2 separate regions of the Homo sapiens genome follow, and region 1 is linked to region 2. Evidence: read pairs that join two places in POLR2A ChIA-PET (ENCODE). Cell type or tissue: MCF 10A. All regions are shown on one strand. Links, peaks and the distances in the headings refer to the core of each region. The heading gives the core; the rest is flanking DNA.

The links. Peaks named below come from ENCODE experiments on the same cell type or tissue, not always from the same donor. Only the 100,000 strongest peaks of a DNase experiment are listed, where the experiment ranks them.
Region 1: POLR2A ChIA-PET joins it to region 2 with 5 read pairs; 2 of 35 experiments call an interaction of 5 or more read pairs at or near these places.

The regions. Positions count from the first base shown.
Region 1 is chr17:62,737,268-62,745,593 of GRCh38, forward strand. It overlaps MARCHF10 (membrane associated ring-CH-type finger 10), which reads right to left. Exons shown (of 11, transcript NM_152598.4): 5 at 7,109-7,261; 6 at 1-65. MARCHF10-AS1 (MARCHF10 antisense RNA 1) reads left to right here. Exons shown (of 3, transcript NR_147886.1): 3 at 1-655. Among named protein-coding and RNA genes, the nearest start is that of MARCHF10-AS1, 35 kb to the left of the region's middle. RefSeq lists an enhancer at 2,667-3,322. In MCF 10A, for the core only: no CTCF peak of the experiment used is centred there; no DNase peak of the experiment used is centred there.
Region 2 is chr17:62,667,037-62,675,362 of GRCh38, forward strand. MRC2 (mannose receptor C-type 2) reads left to right here. Exons shown (of 30, transcript NM_006039.5): 6 at 354-497; 7 at 4,613-4,801; 8 at 4,962-5,116; 9 at 7,027-7,134. Among named protein-coding and RNA genes, the nearest start is that of MARCHF10-AS1, 35 kb to the right of the region's middle. RefSeq lists enhancers at 2,423-3,182, 3,183-3,941, 4,261-4,761, 4,762-5,262, 5,510-5,579 and a silencer at 5,272-5,566. In MCF 10A, for the core only: a CTCF peak has its summit at 5,455 (motif pointing right); DNase peaks (open chromatin) are centred at 1,555, 3,515, 4,725 and 5,445.

The DNA.
Region 1 (8,326 bases), core at 93-8,092, 70 kb after region 2:
TCTCTCTTGATTTGGCCTCTTCAGCTTAGTGTTACACATCAGGCCTTCTTGTTGAACTACTTGATCTGCATTGAGAAAAGACACATTTATCGTTCCAGTAAAAGGGCCCATGGATGAAAGGCCTCTAGCACCAAGTGCAAAATTGCCCTTTAAATGCAACAGACAAGACCTAGAGAAGAAAACAGACACGGTCAAAATGGCTGGAGGTACAAGAGGAGCAGAGCCCAGCAGGCTTCATTTTACTGCCCCGTATTCTCCTTTGTACCCCTGTGGTCCTAGGGAAATGGGGGGACCCTGAGGATACAGATTCTTTCTGCAGAAGCTCCCGGAAGACTGGCCCAGCCCCAGCCAGTCAGGACTGATGATGCGCAAACCTCACACTAAATACTGGCTTTTGTTCCATACGTACTGAAAGGGAAAACCACCACTCTGGGAATGACTTCTACAAAAACCACCAGCCCTTTCTCATCCACGTTCATTCAATGTACATTTATGACACCCTGCCTCCCACGCAGCTTTACAAGAACTTAAGAGAAGTATAACATGTCTTGGCAGATCAGGAGGAAGGCTATAGGAGCTGGCGCCCGGGGAACACTGGGGATTTTGGTCATGTTTACTATTTAGTGAAAATAAAAATTATAAATCGCTCATGAAATCGTTATCTTCTCTTTGTCACTAGCCCCAGGTCAATTCTGTAACTTCTGGCTGCCCTAGAATCCCTACTATGAATTCCTACACAGAATCACTGAACTGGCCAGAAGCATGCTAACTGTCTCTCTCTGTCTCTCTCTGTCACACACACACACACACACACACACACACACACACACACAACTTAAGCCTCACAACCCTGTGAAATAGGTAACACAATCATACGACATTATAACTTGAGAGTACCAAGGCTTAGGGCAGTCACATAACTAGCCCAAGATCCTATTTCCAGTAAGTGATGGAATGAACATTTGAACCCACGCCTGCTCGATACTAGGGTTTGTGTTCTTAACCACCACCCTGTGTTAGCCCTTAAGAAACTGGCTGGCCTTCCGATTTCCTTGTGAAAATGAGAATCCATTGAATTCATCGTGGTGTGTGTGTGCTGTTGAGGGTCTTTTACCCTCTTGATGTGAGAAGGAAACTGACAGTACTTCTCTGATGCCACTTACCTTTATTCCCTCCTGACATCGGCCTCCCCCCGCTTTGTTCTCCTCTCTGCTATTGTGTGGGATCTGATGAGATGCTGCTCTTTTTATCATTCCATTTCTAAAGCGGTTCACCCTGTAGAGTGGACGGGACTCCACGGGCCCTGGAAGGTCTGTGTTGATAACAGCTCGGGCTGGTGAAATGCAAATCCTCAGAGCATCGGGCACCACCAAGGGCCAAGTCAATTCTGGCTCACTTTAATTGGGGCTCCTCACAGGGGGACACCAGTGTGAGTCTCTAATGTCCTAACACTCGGGCAGCTTCTTTTATTGTTAACTGCATGGGACACTCAGCAACGCAGTATGAATCTTGACTCATCAGCTCTTCTAGAAATCAGTTAAGCTCTCCTCTCAGGCCCCTCCTGGGTTTTATAAACCCCAGTTAGAGATGCAGCAGCAATTCAAGGATGCTTTGAGCATCTGGCTGTGGAACTACAGCGCTGGAGCTGGTGGCGAGGCCACTCCAGACTGGGCCGACCCCCATTTTGGGAACAAATGCTTCTACGTAAGCAACTGAATTCTCCTGAAAATTTTTTAAAATAGAAAAGGGGGCTGGGGGCTGTGGCTCACGCCTGTAATCCCAGCACTTTGAAAGGCCGAGGTGGGCAGATCACTTAAGGTCAGGAGTTCAAGACCAGCCTAGACAACATGGTGAAACCCCATCTCTACTAAAAATACAAAAATTAGCCGGGTGCTGTGGTGTGTACCTGTAATCCCAGCTATTTGGGAGACTGAGGCAGGAGAATCGCTTGAACCCAGGAGGCAGAGGTTGCAGTGAGCCCAGATAGTACCACTGCACTCCAGCCTGGGCAACAGAGTGAGACTCTGTCTTAAAAATAAATAAATACATAAATACATAAATCAATAAAATAGAAAAGGGATCCAGAGGAGTTGGCAGTGCAGGCTTTGGCTGATGACTTTTTTTTTTTTTTTGAGACAGAGTTTCACTCTTTTTGCTGGAGTGCAATGGTGCGATCTCGGCTCGGCTCACAGAAACCTCCACCTCCTGGGTTCAAGCAATTCTCCTGCCTCACCCTCCTGAGTAGCTGGGATTACAGGCATGCTCCACCAAGCCCGGCTAATTTTGTATTTTTAGTAGAGACAGGGTTTCTCCATGTTGGTCAGGCTGGTCTCCAACTCCCGACCTCAAGTGATCCGCCTGCCTTGGCCTCCCAAAGTGCTGGGATTACAAGTGTGAGCCACCGTGCCCGGCCGGCTGATGACTTTTTGTTTTGAATTTGTTGGAGGGCCTTGGAGGTGAGCTCACAGCGCTGGAACCGGAATCTTCCGGTCATTCCCTGAACGCACATGACCCATCCCTGTGAGGAGAAACACCCAATGGGCAAAAGAATCAGCAAGGGCCGCTTTTGAAAAACAGAAACTGGAAGCTCAACGGGAGCCATTAGCTCATCTCATAGAGGCCACTGAGTTGCCACAGAGTGATGCTGGCCTGGGGGACAGAAGAAGTCCCAGGGTATGCGCGGTGTTGCGGCTCCTGCAGATTCCTGAAACATGCATCTTCACCCCTGTCTCGTCACCACAATGGTCTTCCTCTTTAAAAATTCAATCAGAGCTTCTCTGCAGTGTGTGTGTGTGTGTGTGTGTGTGTGTGTGTGCGTGTGTGTGTGTGTTTCCCCTAAAGGTGGCAGACTGTGCCATTCTCGATTTATGCTATTTTAACCCTATTTTTTTATGTCTATCAAATAGAGAGCAGATTTCAGGAGCTCTAGGGCTGGGAATAGACAGGCACACTGGTATGCCAGGGATGTGCTATTCATAGACCAGGCCCTGCAGATGCTGCAAATGCTTCTCTGAGGCCCTGGGCTCCAGCTGTGAGTGAAGTGCCTGCCATCTCCAGGAGTTCTAGGGCAACAGAATGAAACCAGAACAAGCATCTGTCTGCCTTAAGACTATGCCTTCGACTTCTTGGTGTGCTTGACCAATAGTTTCCTACATTCCAACAGCCACACACTTTTAACTTTTTTCCCTCTGGTTATAAAAGTGGTTTATCATCATTGGAGAAAATTTGGAAACTATAGAAGAAGATGAAGAATAAAATAAAAATCCCCCATAATCCAAAACTCGGATGATCATTGCTATTGTTCTGGAATTCAGAGTGGGTTGCATACTCAAGACCCCAGGGCTGTTTTCATCCTGCAATTGTGCTTTGGCTCAGCTTCTTTTTTTCTTACTTTTTTTTTTTAATTTTAGAAACAGGGTCTTGCTCTGTCACCCAGGCTGGAGTACAGTTGTAGGCTCAAACAATCCTCCTGCCTCAGCCTCCTGAGTAGCTGGGACTACAGGTGCATGCCACCACACCTGGCTCATTTTAAAATTTTTTTCTAGAGATGGGGTCTCACTTTGTTGCCCAGTCTGGTCTTGAACCTCTGGCTTCAAGCAATCCTCCTGCCTTGGCCTCCCAAAGTGCTGGGATTACAGGCATGACCCACCGTGTCTGGCCATGGCTCAGTATTTGAACAATGAATTTATTACCTTTAGGTGGAACATGTATATTGTAGCTTACCACAGGCTCCATAACCCGTTATGCATCTGTCCTGCTATATCCACCTGCTCCCTGAAGGCATTTGAATTTATAACCCAGGGCTCTCTTATCAAGAGATATTTCTTAACAAACAAAACTGAAGTGAAGAAATTAAGTATCTTATTATGAGCATTATGCCATGCCATTAGCTATTCTTTAAGAACATGATATTAATTATAGTATAAAGGTATATATTATAATTTGTTAACTCTTCCCCTATTGTTGGGTATATAGGTTGTTTTGAGGTTTGACTGTCAGCGATTACAATGTGATAAATGTCCTTGCTCATACATTTTTGACTATATATTTTCTTAGACTAGATCTATGGGAGTGAAATTGCTAGGTCAAAAGGTATGAACTTTCTAAGAGGCTTTGACACGTTACCAAATTCCTTTCCAGAGAGTTTTTACCAAATGACCCAACAGGTAGGCTATGAAAGCATCTCTCTCATAACTGTCACCAGCAATCCATGTCAGTAGCATAGACACAACAGTGCCCAGGAATGTTCGTTGTTAGTTTCACTACTAGTATTACGTATCATTTTTAAAACCTTAGTCAAATGGGTAGGCCAAATTTACGTCATGTAGATTTACATTTATTACCTTCTGAGGTTGAACTTTTTAAAAAATATGACCTATATTGTCTCCAGATGAACTTTAAAAAAATGTTTATTAGCCATCTGTATTTTTATTTTTATTTTTTTTGTGAGACAGAGTCTCACTCTGTCACCCAGGCTGGACTGCAGTGGTTATCTTGGCTCACTGCAAGCTCTGCCTCCCGGGTTCACACCATTCTCCTGCCTCAGCCTCCCGAGTAGCTGGGACTACAGGTGCCCGCCACCACGCCTGGCTAATTTTTTTTTTGTATTTTTAGTAGAGATGGGGTTTCACCATGTTAGCCAGGATGGTCTCGATCTCCTGACCTTGTGATCCACCTGCCTCGGCCTCCCAGAGTGCTGGGATTACAGGCATGAGCCACCGCGCCCAGCCTGGAAACTGTTTTTTTTTCTTTTTTTCTTTTTTTTTTTTGAGATGGAGTCTCACTGTGTCACTCAAGCTGGAATGCAGTAGGCATGATCTTGGCTCACTGCAACCTCCACCTCCCAGGTTCAAGCGATTCTCTTGCCTCAGCCTCCGGAGTAGCTAGGATTACAGGCATGTGCCACCACGCCCAGCTAATTTTTGTATTTTCTGTAGAGACAGGGTTTCACCATGTTGGCCAGGCTGGTCTTGAACTCCTGACCTCAAATGATCCGCCCACCTCAGCCTCCCAAAGTGCTGGGATTACAGGCATGAGCCACCATGCCCAGCCTCCTTCCTTATTTTTCTATTAGGTATTTGTGTTTTTCTTATTGATTTGTGAGAGCTTTCTGCATATTATCTCTGTCATATTTGCTTCAACTCTTTCACTGATACAATTCAAATACCTGGCTCCTACTCCATTTTGTGCAAACCACTTTAGAATGTGAGAAAAGAAGCTAAAGGGAGACTTGTGAGGAAATAATTTGGGGAGATAAGGAGCCACGGGTATAATGGGACATTAGGATGAATTCTCATCAGGTCACAGGATGATGGGCGATGACTCCTGGGTGCAGACAGAATTGTATGAGTCCCATCCGTGGGTCCAGGAACATTTCACACATGGAGACGCTTACCTTTCTCCTTCCTTCCTTCCTTCCTTTCTTTTTTCTTTTTTCTTTTTTTTTTTTGAGAAAGTGTCTCACTCCATTGCCCAGGTTGGAGTGCAGTGGCATGTTCACAGTGCACTGCAGCCTCGATGTCCTGAGCTAATTTATTTATTTTTTTTGGAGATATGGGGTTTCACCATGTTGGCCAGGCTGGTCTCAAACTCCTGGACTCAAGTGATCTTCCACCTCCGCCTCCTATAGTGCTGGGATTACAGGGGTGAGCCACCCTGTCTGGTGAACCTCACCTTTCAAATAATATTCAACAGTTCATTAAGGGTTGTTGGCAGGAGAGAAACTATAAAAAGTTCAGTGCCCACTGTGTGGACTTATTCTGTGCTGGGTGCTGGTCAGTGTATTATTTTACTTAGTTATTATAACAATGCAATGAGGTAGATTTCATTATCCTTATTTTAAGATAAAGGAACTGGTGCCCAGAGTGGCTACTTTAGCACCCAAGATGCCATTGCTGGGAGGAAGAGCTGGCATTGGAGCTGAAGGCTGCCTTAAAGCTCATGCCCTTCCCGGCAGAAGGCATTGATCACTGGGACCCTGTGGACATCTCCTTGCTGCAGACTCATATATGCAGATTCCAAGCCATCAAAATACTAACACATTCTTCAATATGTATATATGTCCACCACCATCTATATCACATTTAAAAACAAAGGCAGGCCGGGTGCCATGGCTCACGCCTGTAATCCCAGCACTTTGGGAGGCCAAGGCAAGCAGATCACTTGAGGCCAGGAGTTTGAGACGGGCCAACATGGTGAAACCCTGTCTCTACCAAGATACAAAAAATTAGCCGGGCATGGTGGTGCGCGCCTGTGGTCCCAGCTACTTGGGAGGCTGAGGCATGTGAATTGCTTGAATCCGGGAGGTGGAGGTTGCAGTGAGTCGAGCTGGTGCCACTGCACTCCAGCCTGGGCAACAGAGGGAGACTCTACCTCAAAATAAATAAATACAATAAAAAAATAAAGGCAACTGTGTTCATTGGTCATGACATAATGGGATGCTCAGTGGTTTCCTAAGAGAAAGAATGGGTCTATGGCCAGGTTGACTGTGAGGTGATGCTTTCCATGAGTTCCAAGGGGGTGATACACCAAACCAGTCTTTGGGAATAAAGCATAGATTCGTTCCAATATTGTGTATTTCTCACACATCATGATCTCTCTGAGTTGAGTGCCCTGGGTCAGAGGGGAGAAGATCTCTGCTGGGAGGTGAGCAGCCTGTCACCCACAGACACACATCCTCCCTATCCCAGGAACTAAGTGAGAACAACTGCCAGGTGGGACATGCCCCAGAGTTGCAGATCCGCTTCTCTGCCTTCCCCAACCCCTGCCATCTACCACCCAAATGCCATCCACCATCCAAATGCCCTCTGGAGCAGCTGTACAGCTGGTGTCCACTCAAAACCAGTTACACTCATGGAGTTATGGGAGAGAAAAAGATATCCCCCCCGACCCCGCCTTCCCCTTTTCCCACCAGCCTCTCTTGGAGGAAAAAAAACGCCAAAAGCCCTAGGATCATACAATTTGCTTTTAAAGCTGTTTCATTTTAAGGTACATGCACCTCATTTACTTAAAAGTACAAGTATCTAAAAACCATAAAGAATTCACCGGGTAACAGCAAAAATCAGTCCTCCTCTCCAAGGACAAAGGTTCGGGAGCCCCGGGTCCTTACCTGCTCCCCTGGGAACCGGCACCTTTGCAGGCCACTGCTGTTTCTGTCTGCTTCTGTCCCCAGATGCTCTCGGGCTGTGCGATTCTGGGCTGACTGTAAATCTCCTCAGGTTTGGCTTCCTCTTTCTTAATAAAACCATTGGTGCTTGGTCTGCTGAAAGATGCAAAGTCTTTTCAATAATTATTTTGTTTACAGGAAAATGTCTTCCATATAAAGAACGTTCAAAGGGCCCAGCAATGTTTGGGGGTGGGGTTAGGTGGAAGGGCAGTCAAGAGAAGGGACCCAGGAGGTCACAGAAGAGCTGGATTTGAAATCTGGTTTCATGTAACCATGTGAGCTTGGGAAAATCACTTCACCTCTCCAAGCCTCAGTTTCCCTACCTGCTACATGGAAATAATCATGCCTCCTTCATAGGATCACCTGAGGTCAGGAGTTTGAGACCAGCATGGCCAACATGGTGAAACCCCATCTCTACAAAAATACAAAAATTAGCTGGGCATGGTGGCGCATGCCTGTAGTCCCGGAGGCTGAGGCAGGAGAATTGCTTGAACCTGGGAGGCGGAGCTTGCAGTGAGCCGAGATGGTGCCACTGCACTCCAGCCTGGGCAACACAGCAAGACTCCATCTCAAAAAAAAAAAAAAAAGCCTCCTTCATAAGCACCCATGATGCCTGCGATGCAGAGGCCGAAGGTAGGGATCTTTCCTTTTGCTAAGAAGTTTTGTCTTTTTTTCTTTTTTTTTTTTTAAGATGGAGTCTTGCTCTTGTTGCCTAGAGTGGAGTGCAGTGGCATGATCTTGGCTCACTGCAGTCTCTGCCTCCCAGGTGCAAGCGATTCTCCTGCCTCAGCCTCCTCAGTAGCTGGGATTATAGGTGCCTGCCACCATGCCCAGCTAATTTTCGTATTTTTAGTAGAGACAGGGTTTCACCATGTTGGCCATGCTGGTCTCAAAGTCCTGACCTCAAGTGATCTACTCAGCTTGGCCTCCCAAAGTGCTGGGATTACAGGCATGAGCCACTGCGCCCAGCCTTGCTAAGAAGTTTCTAGGTTCCAATCCATAGGTGTTGGGATATGCCCGCTAGCAACACTGTCAAGAGCCTTCTACAGTTGGGACACGCAATGGCCCTGCCTCCCAAGTGCTCATCCAGGTTTGAATCACAACATATTTTGTATAATACCTGCATATTTATATCCTCAGGTTTATTAGCAAACATGCCCG
Region 2 (8,326 bases), core at 125-8,124:
GCGCTGCCCCAGGCCGAAGGTCTTGGTGCATATGGACTGGGTGCCAGCCTCCACTCACCTCTTCAGCCACCCCTGTGGGCAGCGGGCACCAGCGCACCCAGCAGCCTGGACGGGGAGGCCGGGGCGGGGCTGGTACTGGTTACTGGGTAGAAGGTTCAAGGCGACGTGCACCCAGGTTAGAAAGCGCGGAGGACCCCGTGGTCTGGGGCGGAGCTGGAGCTGAGCACCAGGCTTCCCGAACTGGCTCAGGCTTCCGAGGGAGCAGAGGGAGGTAGGAGGTTCTGAGCAGGGCCCCGGGAGCCACGGTGTGAGCTTCTCTCTCCGGGGGTGCTGGCGCCCTGCCCTCCCCACAGACCAGCCGGACAACCCCAGTGAGGAGAACTGTGGAGTGATCCGCACTGAGTCCTCGGGCGGCTGGCAGAACCGTGACTGCAGCATCGCGCTGCCCTATGTGTGCAAGAAGAAGCCCAACGCCACGGCCGAGCCCACCCCTCCAGGTGAGCCAGGGACTGTGCCGCAGGGTGGGGAGGGGCTCCCAGGGCCAGGGACACAGCCACAGAGCCGTGGCAGGCCCAGCCTCTCCTCCGGTTACCACCACAGCACAAGGGGACTCTGGATCCTCTGACTCTTATTTCATTGTTCAGTTAAAGTCTGAGCAAATTGGAATATGTCATTAATTCATTTGGGGAACATGTGCTGAGATCTGTGTTAAATGCTGGCAATACCCACTGTTACCTCGTAGAGACCACAGTCTGCTGGAGGTGACAGACATCTCAATGCAGTTAGACTATCCCAGGTCATGAGTGATTATAGAAATATGGATCAGTGTTAGAGGAGCATAGAGAAGAAACTGATTCAGCTTCTGAGAGTTAAGGAGGGGTTTATGGAAATAACATTTGATTTGGGCCTTTCAAATTGAGTCTAAGTTTAAAAGATATAAAGAGGTGTGGGGGAAGGGCATTCCTGGCAGAGGGAAGAGCATATGCAAAGGTGTGGAGGCCTAGAACTACACTGCAGCTTTAAGGGGTGGTGAGTGATGGCCGGGCACCGTGGCTCACACCTATAATCCCAGCACTTTGGGAGGCCAAGGCAGGAGGATTGCTTGAGCTCAGTAGTTCAAGACCAGCCTGGGCAACATAGCGAGACCCTGTCTCTGCAAAATATTTTTAAAAAATTAGCTGAGTGTGGTGATGCACGCCTGTCTACTAGGGAGGTCGAGGTGGGAGGATTGCTTGAGCCTGCAAGGTTGAGGCTGCAGTGAGCCTCGCTTGCACCACTGCACTCCAACCTGGGCAACAGAGCGAGACGAGACCCTGCCTCAAAAAATAAATAAATAAATAAATAAATAAATTTAAAAAAAAAAAGAAAAAAGAAAGAAAAAGAAAAAAATGGATGGTGCCTGTTGCAGTTTGGGTGGAGTATAGATTCTAACCACTTCAAGTATGGTCATCCAACCAGCAGCACAGCATCCCCGGAGGGCTTGTTAGAAATGCACAGTCAGGCCCGCCCCAGAGTAATTGAATCAGAACCTGCATTTAACAAGATCCTCAGATGATTCATGTGCAGACACAGTTTGGGAAGCCCTGGCTTAAAGGGCATGGTGAAGAAGAGGCAGGTTGCAGCCAGTCTCTGCAGGGTCTTGGCTGCTGGGCCAAGTTTGGGTGGGGCCAGGTAGGCTGTGGGGAGCCTTTGAAGATGTTTAAGCCAGGGAGTGTCTGGTTCTCGTTTGTGATCATAGAGACAGCTTTAGGGGCCTCGTGGAGGAGTTGGGGCAATGGACAGGGTCTGCTTTAGGGATTCTGCCCCTTACTGCTGTGTGGCCCTGGGCAAGCAGCTTAGTCTCTGGGGTGCAGAGTCCTCATTGCAAATGGAGAATGAAGCCACCCCCCTTGCAAGGTTGTTGTGAGGAAGGCTGGAGATCTGGCCTGGCACGAAGGAGTTTTTCTGTAGTTGGCTGTGGATGTTTACTGTGGTGTAGGTTGGAGGGGCTGTGCAGTTTCCTGCGAAGCTGTGGGGTGGTGAGGAGACTTTTACAAAGAAAATATGGCAACACACACACACACACACACACACACACACACACACACACAACACTAACTACAGACAGTAAAGAGTTTACAGAGCAAAACTTCTGCTCCTGACCATGGAAGTCTTGCCAATGATCGACTCAGGACTGGTTTTTTTGTTTGTTTGTTTGAGACAGGGTCTCACTCTGTCACCCAGGCTGGAGTGTAGTGGTGCGATCTTGGCTCACCACAACCTCTGCCTCCTAGGCTCAAGAGATTCTCGTGCCTCAGCCTCCTGAGTAGCTGGGATTACAGGCGGGCATCACTACTTCCCGGCTAACTTTTGTATTTTTAGTAGAGACGGGGTTTCACCATGTTGGCCAGGCTGGTCTTGAACTCCTGACCTCAGGTGATCTGCCCACCTCGGCCTCCCAAAGTGCTGGGATTACAGGCGTGAGCCACCGCACCCCGCCTTTTTATTTTTATTTTTATTTATTTATTTTTTGAAACAGAGTCTCGCTCTGTCGCCCAGGCTGGAGTGCAGTGGCACAATCTCCACTCACTGCAACCTCCGCCTCCCAGGTTCAAGCGATTCTCATCTCCAGGTTCAAGCGATTCTCATGCTCCAGCCTCCCGAGTAGCTGGGATTATAGGCATGAGTGTGCCACCACGCCCGGCTAATTTTTTTGTATTTTTAGAGATGGGGTTTCACCATGTTGCCCAGGCTGGTCTCGAACTCCTGTCTTCAAGTGATTCACCCGCCTCGGCCTCCCAAAGTGCTGGAATTACAGGCGTGAGCCACGGCTCTGGCCTGATTCAGGACTGCTGACCACTGCTTTATCTCCCATTCCGTAAGGGGCCAGGAGCAGAAGCTTGAAACGTCAGCAACCCGATCTAGGGCACCTCCACCTCTAGCTGGAGGGAGCCTTGGGCCCTAGTCCAGTCCTCCCACAAGCACCTTTCTGAAGGAAGGGGCCCGCTGGGAGGCCCGGGTGTGGGCATGCCTAGCCTATCTGTGGCCCCTTACCAAGTCCTCTGTCCTCTGGGTCTTCCCGGACCTGCAGACAGATGTAAGGCCTCGGATTTCCGCCCCTCTGCCCAGCCCATATCTCTCTGCACGAGGCATATTCTAGGCAGGTTCTGCTTTCCCGGTCTCATCACTTAAGTCCTGTCATTTCGAAGGCAGGCGCCCCGTCGTGTCCCCAAAGCATCCACATTTCCCAAGCTCCCTTCCGGTCCTTGAGGCCCCTCGGGTCTCAGCAGCCACTAAAATCCGCTTGTCTGGGGCGGCAGCCTCAGGTCTTAGCTCATTGGCTAACAAGAGATGATTGACAGGTCCTGAGCCAGAGAGCGAGCCCACCGGGCTCTCAGTCCGCCCAGCTTTGCCGGGTCTCCAGGAGCAGGTGTGGCTGGACCACTGGAATCCCAGTCTGAGGCCGTGTTCTAGTGGGCGCGCAGTTTCCTGCCCGACTAGGCAGAATCCTGCCCGAGCATGACACTGTGGGTGGTTTGGTGAAGTCCTGTTTTCTCTTGCCAAGACCAAGTAAGGGCTTGTTTGCCTCAGCTGCCCTCGGATCCCAACCCCTAGAAGGTGAACCTGAAAGGCATGGAAATCGGGGCAAGGGAGGGCCTGGGACGGGTGGATTTCTCAGCCCTGGGGTTCAGGGTTAGGAGTTAGGAGCGGGGAAGGAGTCCCAGCTGGGGGATGGGGCCGATCTGTAGTGACTTTGAGCACCTCCTAATGTTCTCGGTTGCCCGTCCACCAAGACCTCAGATTCCTGGTGGGCTTGCCTGGGCCCCATTAGTGGCTCAAGGTCCCGTTTCCCAGTTTTCTCCCTCCTGGGCTTCCCAGACCTGCACAGAGTGGGTGCTCAATAAATGTTATTTGAGAGAATAACAGTGATTCCATTTACTAGGCAGGGGGCCATAAGCCAAGCTTGAATCTCATAGCAGGAAACCCCATTTACAGAGGGAGAAACTGAGGTTCATGGGGCTGGTTTGTCCTTTCTACCCATCGTTTATTGACTGATTGATTGATGCATTGATTGAGATAAGGTCTTGCTGTGTCGCCCAGGCTGGAGTTTAGTGGTGCAATCATGGCTCACTGCAGCCTTGACCTCCCCGGGTCAAGTGATCCTCCCACCTCAGCCTCCTGAGTAGCGGGACCACAGGCGCACATCACCATGCCTGGCTAATTTTTTATTTTTTATAGAGATGGGGTCTCCCCTTTGTTGCCCAGTCTGTTCTTGAACTACTGGGCTCAAGCAATCCTCCAGCCTTAGCCTTCCAAAGTGCTGGGATTACAGGCCTGAGCCACCATGCCTGGCCCACCCATCGTATTCTGAGAGCCACAGCCAGAGGAAGTGTTCTGTCCTGGGTGGAATCTGCCACCACGACTTGGGTCTCTGTCCCGGGGCTCCAGCAGCCCTGTAAAGTTTTGTGTTTTTTTAGCATTTCCAAGACCTGTGGTGGGGACCGGGATTGATCTGGGAGAGTTTGGAGAGGAGGTGACTGGGAGGCCTCGCCTGTGTTGACGTCAACCCAGTGGGTTGGTTCCCAGACTGGGCGGCTCAGTCCCTGAGCAGCAGCCTCATGGGTCTCTGCAGACAGGTGGGCCAATGTGAAGGTGGAGTGCGAGCCGAGCTGGCAGCCCTTCCAGGGCCACTGCTACCGCCTGCAGGCCGAGAAGCGCAGCTGGCAGGAGTCCAAGAAGGCATGTCTACGGGGCGGTGGCGACCTGGTCAGCATCCACAGCATGGCGGAGCTGGAATTCATCACCAAGCAGATCAAGCAAGGTGAGGAGCTGCCCGCCCACGTGTCTGGGTGGAGGGCAGGGCCTCCCACTGCCCCACCCATCCTGTCCAGGAGCCTCAGAGAATGTTCCTTCCTCCCTACTGGTGGCTGAGGCTGACCTCTCAATGTTTTCTCTCCCCTCCTCTCCTGCTGCACCCCCAGAGGTGGAGGAGCTGTGGATCGGCCTCAACGATTTGAAACTGCAGATGAATTTTGAGTGGTCTGACGGGAGCCTTGTGAGCTTCACCCACTGGCACCCCTTTGAGCCCAACAACTTCCGGGACAGTCTGGAGGACTGTGTCACCATCTGGGGCCCGGTGAGATCTCCCTCTCCCTATCACAGGGCCACAAAATACACCCCCAACCTCCAGGTGCCACCCCAGCTGAAGGACATCCTAGTTACTATCAGAACCTGCCTGGAACCTCTTACCTCTCAGCAGTCCCCCTCCTCCCCACCAATGCCTTCCCTTCCATGTGAGAGACTGCCGGGGCTTGAATCCTACCTCCACCTCCACCTCCAAGTAGCCAAGTCACCTTGGGCAAGTTACTAGAGGGTCACTGGGGAGATCAGAGGAGTTAATTCTCGTGAAACCTTAGGCACAGTGCCTGGCGCATTCTTGGTCTCCTCCCAGCTGCCCTTCCCTGCCAGAAGGTGGCATCAGAACCCACATTATGTGCAGATACTTTGCAAGCAGGGCTGCACTCTGCCAGCCCTCGCCCCCAGTGCTCTACCCAGTCCAGGGTCCTGTCATCTCAAGAGATTGTTGGGTTTTATGACAATTTGCCATGGTTTGGGCTTAGATGTGGTGTAAGTGAAGGAATTGATGGAGGGCTTCAAGCAGAGATGAAAGACCCTTAAAAAAGGGACAAAGCCAGCTGAGTGTGGTGGCTCATGCCTATAATCCCAGCACATTGGGAGGCTGAGGCAGGCGGATCACTTGAGGTGAGGAGTTCGAGACCAGCCTGGCCAACATGGTGAAACCCCATCTCTACTAAAAATACAAAAATTAGCCAGGCGTGGTGGCAGATGCCTGTAATCCCAGCTACTCCAGAGGCTGAGGCAAGAGAATCGCTTGAACCTGGAAGGCAGAGGCTGCAGTGAGCTGAGATTGCACCACTGCACTCCAGCCTGGGTGACAGAGCAAGACCCTGTCTCAAAAAAAAAAAAATAAAATAAAAAGGAGAAAGCCGTAGGGACACAGACCACCCTTCCTAGGGACAGACAGGATGTTCTGCTGTCACATACTGCAAACAGTGCTGTGGACTGTAGTGGCAGTCATTTGCCTTAGGGGATGCTATTTAAGAATTTTAAAACAATTATGTATTGAGTATCTACCATGTGCCAGTCATTTTTCTGGGTGCTAGGATACACAAACACGCCTGCCCTCAGAATGGAGCTTAGAGACAGACATACTGCTGGCTGGGGGCCTGTGGATACTGGGGAGGGCGAAGACAGAAGCAGGGGCCGAGGACTAAATTCCTCCTCAGCTTCATCAGCTGAGATTCTGGTCTGGGCACACTGGCCTCTGCACACTCTGGCCCTGCAGGCACTAGCTAGACGCCTTGGGAATCCAAGCTGTCTATCCTGCCATCAGTTACTCTAACAATCTTAGCCAGTTTGTTTTTGATATTTATAAAACGAGTTATCAATAATGTAAAAGGACGCCTTTCCTTTTTTTTTTTTTTTTTTTGAGATGGAGTTTCACCCTGTCGCCCAGGCTGGAGTGCAATGGCACGATCTTGGCTCACTGGAACCTCTGCCTCCCAGGTTCAAGCGATTCTTCTGCCTGAGCCTCCCAAATAGCTGGGATTACAGGCATGCACCACCACAACCGGCTAACTTTTTGTATTTTCAGTAGAGATGGGGTTTCACCATGTTGGCCAGGCTGGTCTTGAACTCTTGACCTCAAGTGATCCGCCCACCTCGGCCTCCCAAAATGCTGGGATTACAGGCATGAGCCACCGCGCCGGGCCAGGATGCCTTTCCCATTTAGACAATGCTTGTTAAGTTTCAAGGCGTTTGCACATGAACTGCTTGTGCTCTCATCCACCCTGTGAGGCTTATGGGTTCATCCCGCCTTCCCCATTGCACAGCTGGGACACAGACATGTCAGAATCACACAGTAAGTCAGAGACAGGGCCAGCTCTAGGAACCAGATTCCAAGAAGGATTTGGGAGATTTATGGGGAGGTGGGGGTTGAGATTCTTCCTCACCCTGTGTCCGTAGGAAGGCCGCTGGAACGACAGTCCCTGTAACCAGTCCTTGCCATCCATCTGCAAGAAGGCAGGCCAGCTGAGCCAGGGGGCCGCCGAGGAGGACCATGGCTGCCGGAAGGTGAGGGTGTTTCTGGAGCTGCCCTGAGTGGGGCCACCTGTCAGAGGGGCTACCAGGGGAGGGAGAGGTGGATGAACTCCTGCTGCCTCGCATGGCATCGCCCTCTCGTCGGCACCCCCTTCCCTGAGCTCTCCAAACTGCTCCTTTATTGAAGGAGTGATACTGGATGGGATGGGACGGGTGGGCGCTGTTGGGAGGAAGCAGAGCTCCCCACCCCCAGCCCAGTCCTGAGTCCCTCCCCATGGGGGAAGCCACTTCCTCGAGACAGCAGAGAACAGGGAGGTGGGGGCTGGTCTACCCCCGAGTGCCCCCTCAGAGTCCAGCCTAGTCATGTCAAGCAGTGGCTGCCGAAGTGAAGTGTGGCCCCTGTGCACCGCCAGTCCTGACTTCCCCCTCCTCTGCCGTCTGACACAGGGCGTGTGCTGGTCTGTCTCCCCTGGAGGAGTGAGGCCACTCAGGGTGGGGCTGCACCTTCCCCCTCCTTGTGTTCCCAGCCCCAGTGGGCTTCTAGAGGATGTTTAGGGAGGTTGAGGGGGGGGGTGTCAAGGAATGAAAGCTGTGTAAGTGAGTGGGGGGTGAGTGACTGAGGGTGTGAGGGGGTGACAGACCCTCTCCTCCTCCAGGGAGTGGAGCAGGGGTGCAAATGCTGTGATGGGTGCGGGGAGCTTGCTTCTAAAAGACACTGCTTGGCCCTTGGCCCCCCCCAGCAGCCCCTTGCAGCCAGGCTGGCTCCTCACTCTGTTTTCCTTTGGATTAAGCCCCTACCACACCCACCTGGACCCCAAAGCCTCCCCCAGAAAATGAGCAGGAAACACTAACAGGCATGGCCCCATGGGCGAGGAAGCAGAGGGGAGAGCAGAGCCCAGCTGCGGAGTCTGTGGACTGGCAAGGACAGTGCCTGGCCCAGGGGCTGTGTCATGGCTGCGAAGAGGTGAAGGGAGGAGTAGAGAGGAATTACCAACTTCTCTGGCACCAAGGCCAGCCTGGAATTTGTGTGGGGAGTGTTGAGGGTCCATGGTTAACAGCCCAGGATCACCAGGGGTCTTGGCACAGCCCCTGCCAGCAGATGAGGCCCCCACCACACATACCACATCTGCTTCTCTTCTGCCTTGGCTCCTGCCAGCCTCGCCTGCCAGGGTCTCGTCTCTGAGCCCCTCCTGCCATCCCCGGGCCAGGAGCATCCTGCGCCGAC